Regions from separate parts of the Mus musculus genome. Here region 2 is linked to region 1. The links are chromatin loops, found by intact Hi-C in ENCODE. Cell type or tissue: gastrocnemius. All regions are shown on one strand.

Region 1 (8,000 bases):
TAGGTTTTCCCACTTCAAATAATTCGATCAAGAGAAGTCCTTCACAGTTGCGCCCATAGTGGCTTGTGCATTTATTCACAGCACTCAAGGTGCTGAGATTGTGAGTTCAAGACCAGCCTGGTCCCCTTATCAAGTTCCAAGCCAGCTGGAGCGACATAGTGAGACCCTGTCTCAAAAAAATAAGTAAATAAAAAAAATTTTTTTTTAATTAAAAGACATGGCTGGAGAGATGGCTCAGTGGTTAAGAGAATGTATTTCTCTTTCAGAGGGCCAGACTTTATATGTGGGCACATGTAAGGCCATCTACCGGAGCAGGAGTAGCTTTATTGGGGCCAAATCCCTAAAGAAAACTGATTCTCCCACAGAAGGCATCCATTGCCAATACCGCTTCAGCTAGGGGTGGGACTTCATGAGTCCCTCCCACGTTCATGCTGGGAGTTTCGACTGGATTGATCTTATGTAGGTCTTTCACACGTGATCACAACTATTGTAAAGGAATATGTGCCATTGCCTGTTGCATCCAGAAACCACTGCTGTTCTAACTAGTTTTATGTGAACACAATACAAGCTAGTCATTTGGGAAGAGGGAGCCTGGACTGAGAGGGTGCCCCCATCAGAATGGCCTGTGGGCAAGCCCAAGGGGCATTTTCTTTACTGATTATTGATGTGGGAAAGCCTAGCCCACTGTATGTGGTGCCAATCCTGGAAAGGTGGTCCTGGGATGTGTAAGAAAGAAAACTGAGTAAGCCAGTCTTCTTGCCTGGCTTCTGCATCAGTTCCTGCCTCTAGCTTCCTGCTTTGAGTTCCTGTCTAGACTTCCCTAGATGAAGGACTATGAGCTGAAGGATGACATAATCCCTTTCCTTTCCAGATTGCTTCTGAGCGTGGCCTTTTATCACAGCAGTAGAAATCCTAACTAAGGGCTGGAGAGATGGCTCAGTGGTTAAGAGCACTGACTACTCTTCAAGAGGTCCTGAGTTCAATTCCCAGCAACCACATGGTGGCTCACAATCATCTGTAATGGGATCTGATGCCCTCTTCTGATGTGTCGGAAGACAGCTACAGTGTAAACTAAAAAAATTTTTTTTTTTTAAAGATTTATTTATTTATTATATGTACACTGTAGCTGTCTTCAGATGCACCAGAAGAGGGCAGTAGATCTCATTACGGGTGGTTGTGAGCCACCATGTGGTTGCTGGGATTTGAACTTCAGACCTTCGGAAGAGCAGTCGGTGCTCTTACCCACTGAGCCATCTCACCAGCCCTAAAAATTTTTTTTAAAAAAGGAAAACAGATCTGAAAAGCAAAAGGAATCCTAGCTAAGTCATACTCTTTCCTGGTACTACCTCTAGTTGCTTCACTCTTTCCACACCCTGTTTCCTGATGATACCTAAGCCTTAGGGAGACGGGAGTGAGATAAATTACTCTGGGACTGAATACTCCACAGTCCAATGAGGAAGTGACTGGCTACTTTCCCAGCATTCATGCCACCTTTGCTCCAGTGGAGTGGGGGAGGGGGGCTGACCTTGCCAGGCCAGTCATTTGTATGCTCCTGCCTTTGCCCCCCCCCCCCCCCCCCCCCCGCTCCATACCCAACAACGTCCTGGCAGCACTTACTGCACTCAGTGGATGTTAAAAAGACGGCATGAAGTTGAGAGACGGGGATATGGGAGGAGCTGGGAGGGAGTGGACTGTGCATACAATTTTCAAACAATAAAAAAGACAAATGAGACATGAGGCTGTTTTGATTCCACTTGACTCGTTGTGGCTCTGTAATTCTAGTCCTGTACAAAATATCTACACCTCAATTTCTCCAGCTATAAAAAATAGCAGCACTGTTTACTTCATTGGAATGCTAGAATATTAAAACAGATAATGTGTTTGAAGTTGGAAAAAAAAAAAAACAAACTTGTAGAATTTTTTAGCAGTTAATTCCCTGCTCCCAGAATACAGAGCTAATGCATTTAGAGCCCAACCTGGTTTTCTTTGCCAACTGCTATCTTCTATCTCTCTTACATTCTCAAAGCAAGCTCAGTATTTTTCCATCTTAGATGATAGAAAGGCTACTGGACTTCCAGATGTCTTACTCTGAAAAATGTATTTCCCTTTAATATCCTTTCCAGAACTTTATTACAGCACAGAATATCATAGCCTTTCATCATTTTTCTATCCTTTGATTTAAAAAATGTCATCAGAAGGAACGACGATGGTTAAGCTATTCTTGAACTGTATATCAACACTGGCTCCTAGTGGTGGGCTTCTCCATCTGACTTTAAAAAATATATACTCAGTCTCTCCTCCAAGCGCATATTGCTCCCAGAACTCATTAAAAGAGAAGGCTCATTTAAGGCCTAAGAGTTTATTTGAGTTAAGTATAAAGATTTTTTTTTTTTTCGAGATAGGGTTTCTCTGTATAGCCCTGGCTGTCCTGGAACTCACTCTGTAGACCAGGCTGGCCTCGAACTCAGAAATCTGCCTGCCTCTTCCTCCCAAGTGCTGGGATTAAAGGTGTGTGCCACCACCACCCGGCTAAAGATTTTTTTTTTAATTAGGAATTTTCTTCATTTACATTTCCAATGCTATCCCAAAAGTCCCCCATACCTTCCCCCCCCACACACACTTCCCTACCCACCCACTCCCACTTCTTGGACTTGGCGTTCCCCTGTACTGAGGCACATAAAGTTTGCAAGACCAAGGGGCCTCTCTTTCCAATGTGGAATCAGAGCCCAAGTCCTGACCATCAAAGTCCAAACGCTACCTTTTAAGGGCAGATACTTTTAGGCAAGATGCCAAGTCAGGAAGCGCTCCTTGCTAGTTCAGGGCTGCCAAGGAGGATGCGGTGGTTAACTTAGCCTCTTAGGAGAGTGGAGCCAGAACAGATGGTTCCCGAAGCTAAGGAGACATCTTCGACCCGGGGAAATAAAAATCCTTGGAGTTATTCGGATTCGACAGAAACTGAATAAACTTATCAGATTATGGCACTTCTTCAAACTTCAGCAAAAACACATTTGCACAGGACAAAGGCAGCCCCTAGAGAATGAGACCTGGCCTGGAACAAATAAAAAACTTCAGTTCCCAACGTTTCCAGATGGGGGCAGCAGCTCACCAGCAGGGAAGACCTGAAAAGCCCTGGCTTTGCTTTCAAGAGCTATTTCATGGGCATAGATTCATGTTACTTGGCAGAAATGTCTGTATCCCTTTTTGTTTTGGGCAGTTTTTTTCCCCCTAGTCCTAAGACATGTGAATCTTTGGATAACATCCAGGACAGCTAACCCAGCAAGAAAAGCCTTATATGTCTCCAACCAGATTCCCTAGAATTCTCCCCCGCTGTGAGCACACTCACGTGCTTATCAACTTTTCAGATTGTTTTCCCAAATAGCCACCGTTACTGAACAGCATGCCCTCATCCACTCTGGACTTCCCACAAGCTGCCTACCAAAGCAATAAAAAAGGAAAATAGAAGCACCCATGAGCTGCTTCAGGGGTAGGCACGCGCGATCTTGTGTTAAAGAGCTACCGGAGCCGGGCATGGTGGTGCACGCCTTTAATCCCATCACTCAGGAGGCAAAGGCAGGCGGATCTCTGAGTTCGAGGTCAGACTGGTCTACAAAGTGAGTTCCAGGACAGCCAGGGCTACACAGAGAAACCCTGTCTCGAAAAACAAAAAAACAAAACAAAAAGCTACCGGATGAAGAGTCTCAAGTTTCTCAACATCTTCCTAACGAATGTTCAGCCTCTTAAAAACAGCAAAACATCGATGACTTTCAAATGCAAGGATTTGTCACAAAGGCAGTAGGTAGGGCAGGACACCCGCGACACAGGAGAGAAGTAACAGCCACAAATGTTTCTGGTTTCTAAGCACCTGGAGGCACTCTGTTGGCCTTGGAGACTGAAAAAAAGGGAGTAAAAAATGAAGGAGACAGATGTCATCATTGTACTGCTGTGAGCTACAGAAATAGTGCTGACCCAGTGGAACACAACTAAACTGGAGAGAGAGAGAGAGAGAGAGAGAGAGAGAGAAAGAGAGAGGAAAACTAGCCAAACTGTATTTTACTGATAATTATCCTTTTATGATAAGTCAAGGCTGCTTAGGATGATCATGCAAGATTCTTGGGACGAAAGTGGCTATCCTTAATGTGTAGTAAAGAATTTGTGCTGCTTTCAAAAAAAAAAAAAAAAAAACCTAATTGGGCCATTCTGGGTTACTCTTGTTGGTGGTTGTTTGTTTTCTCAGTGATGAAAATTGAACACACTGAGTGTACTGATGTATCCCTAGAATTCCAATCCTGAGGGAGGCTGAGGCTGATAGGCTACATAGGAAGACCTTGTCTCAAAACAACAAAGAAAGAAAATGGAGGAGAAAGGGGGAAGGGAAGGAGGGGTAGAAGGGAGGGGGAGGAGGGGAAGGAGGAAGAGGGGAAGAGGGAAGGAGGAGGGGGAAAGAGGAGGAGGAAGAGGAGGAAGAAGAGGAGGAGGAGGGATAATGAATGGGAGTCTCTCAGTTCTATTTGATTCTTAGTTTAGCTTTATAGTTTGTCATTAAATTTGATTAATCTATATACCATTAAAGTCATGATAGCTTTAATGAGTTATTTGACCTCTGTTTACTTTTAAATGTGTGAGTTTCCTATGTACATTTTTACATAAAAATAAGCTTTACTTTCTTGTTTGTTTGTTTGTTTGTTTGCTTGCTTTGAGGCAGGGTTTCCTTAGCTGTCCTTGAACTCACTTTGTAGACCAGGCTATCCTTGAACTCACCTGCCTCAGCCTGCCTCCCAAGCGCTGGGCTTAAAGGTGTGCACCACCAACTCTGCAAAAATAAGCTTTCAAAGGAAAGAGTTAGCTTATTTTTAACAACAACAACAACAACAACAAACCTCCCCAAATCCGTAAAATATCTTTAGCAATCACCAGTTACACGAAACTATTAATGTGCTGTTTATAGAGTGCATAAATATTGTTTTCTGAGCCAATTTGGTTAGACCTCCTCGGCCTCATTCTGTACTTATTTGTTTTAATTTACTACACGGCCTTGAGAGGAAGACGCTGGGAATCTTTTTTAAAAATAGCTCAAACCTTTCTCCAGCTCAGCCTAGATGTTGTTCTTCCAATTATTTGGACTTAATGAGATTTTACTGTTCTTTGGAGTAGTTGACATCACAAACTTCTGAACCGGCTTGTGTGGGTCTCGGCCATTTCTCAAAAACACCAGGGCAACAAAGTAGAAAAAAAAAAAAAAAAAAAAAAGGAGCCTTGAGAGCCAGGACTTCTCCTGTCTTGTGAGAGGTCCAATAGGTCACCCTCCCCTCTGGCTCTCTGAATGTCACTTCCTTCTCTGTGAGGTTACAGAGCCTCAGACACCTGACTGTGGGATGTCACCACTTTCTTACCAATTTGATGATACCAGTAAAGAGCAGCCTCAGTCATTGTCAGTATTTACGGAGTGCTGTTGGCAGTGTGTTTCCAGCAGATTTAATTGTTAATTAATTATTCCCCTGGCTAAACAGACATCAGACTAAAATAATGATATTGGGGGTGGGGGTGGGGGGCAGGGACACCATAAGAGCATAGTGTTGCCTGGTACAGAACCCTGAAACCATTACACGTACAAACCAAGTACTGTTTCTTAAGGGGGTTGGGTCTGTGGCTTTTCACAGCATAGCTGTCTGTCTCCAGGACTGGGAGGTTTTTGTAAGTTTACATAAGCAATAGTAGTTCTAGAAACCGTTATGAGGATAATCCCTGCTCTAGAGTTCTGTGTCCTCCTAGGAAGAGACAGAGCTGGCTTCTCACATTTTAGGAAGAAGAGGAAAGTTTGGGAATGAGAAATCTCAGAATTATTCCATCTCATGGAGCTATTTTCAGCAGTGTGATGATTCCCAGAGTCTCCAGGCTGGACTGATCCCAAGAACATAGGCACAGATCAGTACAGCCTGGTGGCCCACACCAGCATGGCTGCCTGGGCCCCATGTCCCTTCTCAGGGTTACTCAGACAGTGGTTCCAACCTGGACCAGTTCCTACATGGCTTCTGGTGGCCTGTGGTACCTTCGTCAAAACTCTCTCCTCCTCTAGGCTAGGAATGGCCACTGCCAACTGTGCCCCCTGGGAGAGGCATCCGGACCCTGAATCCGATGACACAGGACCAGTCCTGGTTTCTCCCCTTCTGCATTTGATTTTCTTATCCTTCACCTGCATCCTACCCTGAGAAGCCCTGGGTGCCAGGAGGGGAAGGACCTCAGGGACTAGATGATTGCCATTAGCCAGCAGGTGTTCCTGTCACCAGGTCCAGTGAGAATGGGTTACCTAGTGTGGGACTCTAGCTTGGAACGTTTTCATGTCAGACACAGGACAAGGTCAAGGTTCCGGGCCACAGAAGTTCCTCTGCTGGCCCTGGCCTTGAATGGCATTATGGAGACTGCATCGCTGCTCCAGCGTACAGTGCTGCTCACAGTGGTTCAATCACCCCTCACAGGGTCCATTGCCCTGTCAGGCCTTCTCCTCTGAGCCTACAGGGTCAACAGGCTACTACAGTCAGTGTCCCTGGCCTCATGGAGGCCATGCCATTGTGCTCTCTAGGCTGGCCTGAAGTCATATGAGATGACAAAGAGACATCCCTCGTGTGTGTGAGACCTCTCCTCTAGTCTCATGCAGCTAAGAGTGCAGCCAAAAAATCCAAGGAGGTCACATTTTCCTGCCAATACCTAAAGAATTAAAGACAAGTTTTTAAAATGTGTTCTTCCACACTTAGACTATAAAATTCCAAATGATAGGGGCTGGAGAGGTGGCTCAGTGGTTAAGAGAACTTGTTGTTCGTCCAGAGGATCAGGGTTCCTTTTCCAGCACCCACGTGAAGCAGTTCACAATTGTCTGTAACTCCTGCTCCTGGGGATCCAACACCATCCTCTGGCTTCTGCAGACACCCCGCACACATGTAGCATACATGTATGTGTAAGCAAACACACATGAAAACACACATGTGCACACACATAAATAATTTTAAAAAGAAATTCCAAGTGATAAACCTGACAGAACTTTCCTGTGTAAATGAATTACTGACAGGTTCCAGGGTTCTTGGTAAGATCTGCCCTTGTCCCATCAATGGTTCACCAATGATGATATCACGCGAGAGTCATAACACGACCAACATTAAGCAGACGGTTTTGGAGTGCTACAAAAGCAAGATCAAAGTGTTCCCAAAGGCCCTTGGCATTGTGGGTAATATTAGTGGTGCTACCTTTTCTTGCCGTGGGAGATGCAAATGTAAAATATTTGCCAACAAAGACAAAGAGGCCTCTCTACTCTTCTTCCTCATTAGGAGCAGGTAGGCCTGCCGTGATGGACTTCCATGAACACTGCTGGCAGAAAGCCAATAATAAAGACCCATTCTAGACTATTCTCAATTCTCAACTATTCTAAACCTTCTCAGCCACATCATCAGACCCCACAGGGCAGTGCTCTTTATTCACTAAAGCTCTCTGAGCTGTTTTGCTCCTCAGGCAGGCATGTGATGCTCTGCAGATTTCAATAAGGTGCTGGCTTCCTGCCATTCCTGCCAGATGAAACTCTTTCTAGAAGTCCCTTTTCAGTGCTCAAAGTGATCCACCCACTTCAGTGCCCACCTTCACGTCACTTGGCCAAACAGCCTTGCTCTCATCCTGGAGAGTGTTCACAAGGCCTGCTTCTTTCCTGCAGTATCTCCTGGGGCCTATGCCTTAAGCCCTGTGAGGACAAGGACATTGCCCCGCTCATAGGTCACTGTGACCAAAGACTAGACAGAGGGAGGGGACATTTATTTGGGCTCGTGGTTACAGTTATGGGAGTGAAGGCACAGAAGGCATGGCAGAGAGTGTGGCAGAGGCTCTCACACCTGGTGAATCAGGAAGAAAAGTGTTAGATAGGTACCAGAAATAACTGTGATGGTTTGCATATGCTTGGCCCAGGGGGTGGCACTATTAGAAGGTGTGGCCTTGTTGGAGGAAGTGTATCACTGTGGGAATGG
Region 2 (8,000 bases), 180 kb after region 1:
GATACAGTTACAGGCAGTTGTGAGCCCTCTGACATATAGTCTAGGTATCTTTTTCAGGTCTTCTTGCAGGGTTTCAAGAGCACTGAATCATTAAGCCATTTCTCCAACTCTGGAAAGCACCTTTAAAAGACTTCTAGCTGTGTGTTTTTTCTATCTTGCTCGTTAAAAATATCTACAGTGTAGTTATATTCCAAGTAAAGAGATATAGTCTTATTTTTAACTTGACCAGAAAAGCCTTTTTAACTGAATTACTTAAGTTAGGCTTACTGAATTTTGATCCTTTCTTAGCTGCCCATAAGGGAGTTTTCTCAGTCTAGAAAATTACTAAGTTGTCTGGTTATATAGCTTTCTAAATATTGAAAACTATTCAGCCATTCTTCATTGTCTATAATAAACATTATAGCTACATTGATAAATAAGTTATAAACAACTTGAATCCTGTGTACAGTATAATTGTTTACACACATGCATTGTAATTCTTGCAATCTGCTGCTTGCTTGCGCACCCCTGCAGGGTACCCCCCTCCCCACCAAATGGGATCTCATCTTGTAGCTTTAGCTGGTCTGGCCACTAGATATATAGATCAGGCTAGTCTTTGCCTCCCTTCTCATCTGCCTTGGTCTTTGTGAGTTGTGACATTAAAGGTTATTAGCACAAATTACACTACATTAAAAGAATAGTGATTATGGCATATGTCATAAGTTAGTTACATAGTTAAAGGATTGAGGACTTTGAGGACAGCGTTTATTATGTATCCAAACTCCATCTCAAAACAAAAACAGACAAGCAAACCCCAAAGAGAGAGGGAGCACTCTTTCTAGAGGGGATATAGACAAGACAGCTTTTTTTTTTTTTTACCCTGGGTGTGGTGGCACACACCTTTAATCTCAGGCATTTAGAGACAGAGGAAGCATCCCTGAGTTCAGTCCAGCATGGTCTACATAGTCATCTCCAGGACAGCAAAGACTACAGACAGATCTTGTCTCATGGGGCTTGGGGGGAAAGCTTCATTTTTAAAATAAATTTTAGCAGGGATGTATACAGGGTCATCTTAGGATGAGAGGGTGTGTACCGTGGTCCTTGACTATGTAGGAGTCTATGAACTAGCCTTAGGCACTTGTTAAGTGTGGATTCCTGTCTCTGACTCCAAATCTAAGTGGATTTTTAATGTATATGCAAGTGCACATGGATTTCTAAAACTTGGTGCAATAAAATATGAAGTATTCAAACAAAGCATTACTCCTAAAAGGATTGTTACCTGTTACTTTAGGACCTAGAGGTGCATTCGGAAAACACCTTTCCCTGCACCGTGCCCCTCAAGCTCACACACAGGCTAACATCACACTCTCTCCGGCATGTGGTTGAGCATTGCCTTCCCCCCGTGTTTCCCTTTATTGCTGTTGTGTGCAGAGGCCCTGATTTCAACTGTTTTGCTCACATATGTGTATATTATACTGTACTTTATAAAAAAGACTGGCATTTATTTTCTTAAGAAACATAGAGGAGTATACAGACCTCAGTGTTTCTCATTAGTGTGTTGATATTCAGAGGCTCGGGTTGTCTTCCTAGAGTCTCTTCCATAGTAGATATTCATGTATCACCTCCCTCTTTATTGTTCTTGCTCCTGCTATGTCTCCTGTGGCTTCTCTTGCTGCTTACACGTGTATCTCAGCCAGTCACCACTGCTCGCTCGCTATCCTTAGTTCTTTTGCTACGGCAGCTTCTGCCAGCATTTCCATGCTTGTCTTCTCCCATCTCACCAGGTCTTGGCTGACACGTAAGGCAGGGCCTCAGCATCTGTATATTTCAGCTGAGGTGATTTACATGTCTGGCCATGAGTGTCAGGACACTGTGTGAGGGACTGCAAGGGGCTGGTAGTTCTTAAAGTATTGAAACAATCAGCAGATGTGTGATCTATACACCTTTGAAAGTTTTAGAGTTCCTTTTGAAAGATGAATGTTGCTCTGCCTCATCCTACTGTAAGGCTTCCCAGAGATAGCCATGGCTAACAGTGTCCTGAAGTAGCTTCATGAGACAGAATTATAATTTATGACAAGGTTCTGATTTGTCTCATGTAGGGTCTTTCTCAAATTTCATCTTTTTTTAAAAAGATTTATTTATTATTATATGTAAGTACATTGTAGTACATTCAGACACACCAGAAGATGGCATCAAATCTCATTACCGATGGTGTGAGCCACCATGTGGTTGCTGGGATTTGAACTTAGGACCTTTGGAAGAGCAGTCAGTGCTCTTACCCGCTAAGCCATCTCTCCAGCCCTTTCTCAAACTTCTAAGTATAACTGTGAAAAGAAAATGGGGCACATATATCATTCTAAGAAAGCTGCAGAAAAGGGAACACAAGAAATTTATCCTAATAATGTTTATCTGACAGGGGCTACAACAATACCTTTCAGTATGCAGGTGACATAACATTTTGAATAGTTACCCCTCTGCACTTAGCCTTTTAGATTTAAGGCCCCAAAACCCAGGTTTTGATTCAGATGCTGTTTTTATGTTGTAATTCCTGCTAGCACATCTCAGTGAAGTATCCTATCAAAACAAAAATATACTTATTGGAAAAATATGAGCCTTATAGTCTAAAATTGGTTAGCTTCTGAGTCACACAAGCTATGTTTCAGATACTCAGTGCCCATGTATAACTTCAGAAACATGTTTCTTGTTGGTGTATATTTAAAGAATGGTTTTTATCTAAACTTCCTCTAATAGGCCAGTTGATAAAACCTATCTGCCTGTATTGAAGTTTAAAGACACCCATTTAATGGGTGTTACTTTCCTAAGAGGAGCAGAAACAAAAGGGAATCCAACACTCTCAATAGTGACCAACATTATGAACTAACCAGTACCCCGGAGCTCTTGACTCTAGCTGCATATGTATCAAAAGATGGCCTAGTCGGCCATCACTGAAAAGAGAGGCCCATTGGACACGCAAACTTTATATGCCCCAGTACAGGGGAACGCCAGGGCCAAAAAGGGGGAGTGGGTGGGTAGGGGAGTGGGGGTGGGTGGGTATGGGGTACTTTTGGTATAGCATTGGAAATGTAAAGGAGCTAAATACCTAATAAAAAATGGAAAAAAAAAATAGTGACCAAAATCTATATGAAATGACTTTTATTCTTACTACTTTAAGAATACAAACATCATGGGGCTGGAGAGGTGGCTCAACTGTTAAGATCATCGCCTGCTTTCCCAGAGGCCCTGTATATAATTCACAGTACCGACATGGCAGCTCAGTAGGTAACTTCAGTCACAGGGGATCTGACATCCTCTTGTGGCCTCCACAGGCACTGAATGCACATGGTACCTAGACATACTCAGGCAAACACTCATACACATAAAATAACATCTAACTTAAAAATTATAAACATTTTATTTAAAGGAAACCCTATACCATTACCACATAGGTGACTATTAAAACAAGTGTGCATTGAAGGTATTTCCAAGAGTGGGAGGGAACTGACTTATGTCCTACAGGCATTTTGTTCTAATATTGTATCATTTTGTTTGCAAACAGGTGACTTAAGAGAGAAGAAAAATACCCATGGATGAAGACTGGCTCTGGTTCCTTTGGGGAAAAAATCTAAGCTCTTGGTCCCACAATTGGATTCCATTATGTCCTGAGTATATTGACAAAGTGGTTTGAAAAAGGAAGCACAAACGGGAGGTTACTACTGTCCAGTCCCTCTCATTGATAGTGCAATGTTCCCGACTGCAGAGAGAACAAGCCTCCTGGAGACGGCTGTTCCTTCCCCACCCCTCCTCCCCATCTGCCCAATCATAATCTCATAGTGGCCAGTCCCATTGCTATGAATTGGAAGAACACTGGGTTGGCAGAGGTCTGCTGTACGAGCTACTTTGGGATTCATCTTTCAGTGAACTGAGAAGATCTGTGCTGAAGCACAGCCGCTTCCATGTCAGCTTGTAGAGACAGAGAGACATGCTACAGAAGACATTGATCAAGGTAGTTATGGTCAGGAATTAAAAAAAAACCATGAAATGCACTTAAAATTTCCACATTATTCATCTCCAGAGAAGTTCAGTATCTGAGAAGCCAGTGGAGATATACCTATCAATGTGTGCACCAGAACACGACACATTTAACAAGGCATATTTTTAAGAGGCCACAGTCTTACATTTTGTAAGAATTTGAAGTTAAAATTTCCATGCTTTTAAAATAGCGTTTCATAATTCTGAATTTAGAATAGTTTGAATTTTATGTGCATCCTGTTTATGAGAAGCAATGCTTTGTAATTTGATAATGTTATTTTTAGTCTTTTTGTTTGAACTACTGCTTGATTACTATAACTCAAGACTTTCCTATTGAGAATCAAAAAAGCAGGATTCAACAGTGGGGATTCAAATTACAAGCCGTGCACCCGGTTACGTTTTTATTGTTATGCTCCGTGGTGAGGAGCATGTATTCAGTAAAGGTCCAGAAGGCAGCTGGGCCCGAAGCCTCCAGCTGGCATTTTAGTGGTTTTGTTTTTTGTTTTTTTATTCTGTGTATAGAACTTTAGGAGAACGTTTGTTGCTGTCACTAAATCTTTAAACTCACATGTGTAGATCCAATGCTGACCTGGCTGTATCTTAAAGGGTCCATTTATGAACGGGGCCGGCAGGGATTGTCATTGGTTTGATTATGTGAACATGCATGAGGGCAGATATGCTGGACCCAGTTTACAGTACATTGTAGTGTGTGCTTTATATGGAGGAATTGAAATACCAAAAAGAACTTCATTTGTAGAAAGTTCTTTCCCGGCGTTGCCCAGAATCTTCCCAGAAGCGAAAGCCTCTCAATGCCCGCCATAGTTTTCCTCCAGGAACATGGCTTCCTGGTCACTTTTAAGAGATGTGTTTCTTTAATTATGAAAAAGATTCTTGTAACGGGTTATAGAAAACCAAATTTTTGCACTTAAAACATTCATGTTTATTGATGAGACTGGGAGCTCATGTAGCAATTACTTTATATATTGGTTTTAGTCCAAGCATAATTCACACATCTTGTCCGCAACAATTAAAAGAGCTCTGATATATAAGCCTCATTCTAAGATGATCTGTGTGTCCTTTATACCCCCAGTAAAGCACCAAAATGTGTTTAACCCAAAGAGTCATTGGCTAGATAAAGAAATATTTGAAAAGCTTCAAAACTTACAAATGTTCTAAAAATCAGCCATCGTTTATAAACTTGTAATATTTACAGATCTATCCATCGATGCATTATATATTCAGGTTCTTTGCTTACTTACTTCTGAGGCCAGGCCCTGCTGTGTAGCCCTGGCTGGCCTAGGATTTGCTGTGCAGGCCAGGCACTCTGCAGCAGTCTGCTTCTCTCTGCCTCTCTTACAGGTATGCACCAAGATGCCTGCGTCCCTGGTTGTTTTTGGTTTTTGTTTTTTTTTAAGATTCATTTTAAAAATTACTTTAAATTATGTAAACTATGTACAGAGGCTCTGGCTTGGTTACTAGGAACCAAACTTGGGTCTTTTGAAGGAGCAGTGTGTGCTCTTAATCTCTGAGCAATCTCTCCAGTCCCTTTTTTTAAACTATAGGAAAATATGAAATATAATTTATCAAAAGCCATTGTGTTGTACTCTGTTTAGCACCACGTGCCTGGGCTTTGTAAGTGGGGATGAACTGGGACAATGAGCAGCTCTCAGCACATCCTGACAATCCAAGATTACAGCCTGGAGTGAGCCTTCAGCCTGTTTTCAAGTAAATGATTCTCTCCCAACATGCCAGCTTCTCTGCCTCGGGAGTCTTGTTTTTGTACTGGAGCATGGCTCAGTAGTAAAGTGCAACACCTTATGTTCCATCTCTAGCATTGGCTTCTTAATCCTCAAGAAAAGATTTTTACTTCACAAAATCACACACATTGGAGTTACTCATAATAATATAATTTAAAATAACTAGTATACATGTGTTCATCAAATCACCAGGTGAGCCCTCATTAATTTAAAGTGGTTTTAGGGCCCCAGGAAAATGACAATAAGCATGATGTGGTTTTTCTCCCTTACTTTCCTAGACACAGAAGTTTTGCTTAATTTTAGATGCAGTCATCAGACCATAAGTGATAAGCTCTGGCCTTCAGAGTTCATTCATGTGTCTAGTTGTCATGGCAGTCAGTCAATGTTTCCAGTTCCCAGTGTAGTTAGCCTTCCACGGTGCCCAGTATCCACAGACACTGCTTGTCTTTGCTGTTCCCAAGTGTTTTATACTGAAGATGGGAAAGCAGGAGTTAACTAGATGCTTAATCTAGTGTTATTATTCATACTTGAATGTCAAATTTCAAATATGTCCCCGATACAACCAAAATAATGTATAGTAGCCGATGTGCTATGTATAGAAAAGATATCTCTAGGTTAAAGGTCCTAGTTGGTTTTTAGTAGTAAGAAATTGCTGGCGAATGAGGATTTTAGGGTCTAAGCAATGACCCTAGTTAAAGAGTGCTTTATATAGGGATATGAAGTTCATGAGACAGCATAAAAACAATCATTCCTTAGTTGCTCATCATGCACTTAAAACTTTCTTCCCCCTCCCCATTCCTGAGACAGGGTTTCTCCATGTGGCCCTAGCTGCTCTGGAACTCCCTCTATAGATCAGGCTGGCCTCAAACTCAGGGATTTGCCTGCCTCTGCCTCCCGAGTGCTGGGACTAAGGCATGTGCGACTACACCTGTTGCAAAATCCATTTTTTAAAAGATACTGGTGTAGTATAGTGAACACTTTGTGGACTCTACAGTGTGTGTGAACGTTCAGAGGGTTCTCATTTGTATAAATATGAATGTCGAACAATCCTTGGTGCCACAGTAAGTCCTAGAATGTGGTAAGTTGCACGGTGTACTGCAGACACCACACACTAAGAATTAGAATTCAGTAGGATATAGAATGACAGCATCCACATGGCATGGGGGCACGCACATTGATACAGTTGCATTCTCTAGACTCCCTGAGACTTCTTTATGGAATCCACTCACAGAATATGTTTGTATTTATTTAAACCAATATTTTGAGTCCAGCCTTGTAATACACTCATCAACAGACATCAATCTGCACAGTGACTTTGGGTCTTTAGTGGGCCTGTCAGGGAGTTTTGAGCTTTCTTACATTTTACCAGTAAAATAAGTATAGATCCTGACCAACTGCAGGACATTTCAGACTATTGCTTAAGATGCAAGCACTTGACAGGGAAAGCGGAGACCTTTAATTTTTCCTCATCTTTGCACTGAATATAAATGATTATATAAAGCTAAATGTGCATATTGAACATTTTATTTGTGCTTGGTGTTGCCAGTGACCATCAAGACTTTAGATGGAAGAGGGTGAGAAAGCAGAAGCACCTTACTGCTGAGCACACTGTGTTCAGGCCTCACGACTGCAGTCGTGAGGCCTGAACTTTATGTTAGAGCATGTTAAAATCCTGCCTAATTGCTTGGAAATAGGAGGCGATGGTATTTTTAGCCTATTTATGTAATGTAACTTAAAAGGTTTTCCCAGAAAATGAGTTTATATTGTTATCTAAACTATCCCATGTGTAAACAGAAGCTTTTAAAGGTAGGAGGCAGTCCTGATGCAGAGAGAGACAATGAGAGAGACAGTCCACTAAATGTTCCCTGAGTTATGTTAAAGATGTTCTTATTTTAAATTTTTTGTTTTGTCCACAGTAAATATACAATGTGGCATTTATATGACTTAATGGATTGAGCTCCAAGTTTATAAATGTACCCTCTCTTCAAAGCAAATTTTTTGGGGCCACTGTAAGGTGCATATAGAGAAATTACCTCTGAGGATGACATGCTAAAGTGTTCATGAGAGCTGCTTCACTTCCACCCTCAGAGAATCACTTGTTTTGAGAGCAAGGGGAAGTTTCTTTTTTTTTTTTTTTTGTAGATTCACTTATAGTTAACAGTGGCCCAATTTAGGGTATTGGAAATGAGTAGGGAAGACAATGAAATGTTTAAAAACTAAAGGCATGGGTGTTAG

What was found. Hi-C counts contacts between places; a loop is a spot of excess contacts. Peaks named below come from ENCODE experiments on the same cell type or tissue, not always from the same donor. Only the 100,000 strongest peaks of a DNase experiment are listed, where the experiment ranks them.
Region 2: a loop joins it to region 1, with 3 times the contacts of the local background. A loop is called at or near these places in 4 of 42 quality-filtered maps.

What each region holds. Positions count from the first base shown.
Region 1 is chr13:93,608,222-93,616,221 of GRCm38, reverse strand. No RefSeq gene overlaps it. Among named protein-coding and RNA genes, the nearest start is that of Gm31977, 14 kb to the right of the region's middle. In gastrocnemius, CTCF peaks have their summits at 1,154 (motif pointing right) and 3,091 (motif pointing right); DNase peaks (open chromatin) are centred at 1,511, 2,828 and 3,086; H3K4me3 peaks cover 501 bases; H3K27ac peaks cover 576 bases.
Region 2 is chr13:93,430,955-93,438,954 of GRCm38, reverse strand. Jmy (junction-mediating and regulatory protein) reads left to right here. Exons shown (of 11, transcript NM_021310.3): 11 at 3,536-8,000. Among named protein-coding and RNA genes, the nearest start is that of Gm6109, 13 kb to the left of the region's middle. In gastrocnemius, no CTCF peak of the experiment used is centred here; no DNase peak of the experiment used is centred here; H3K27ac peaks cover 1,200 bases.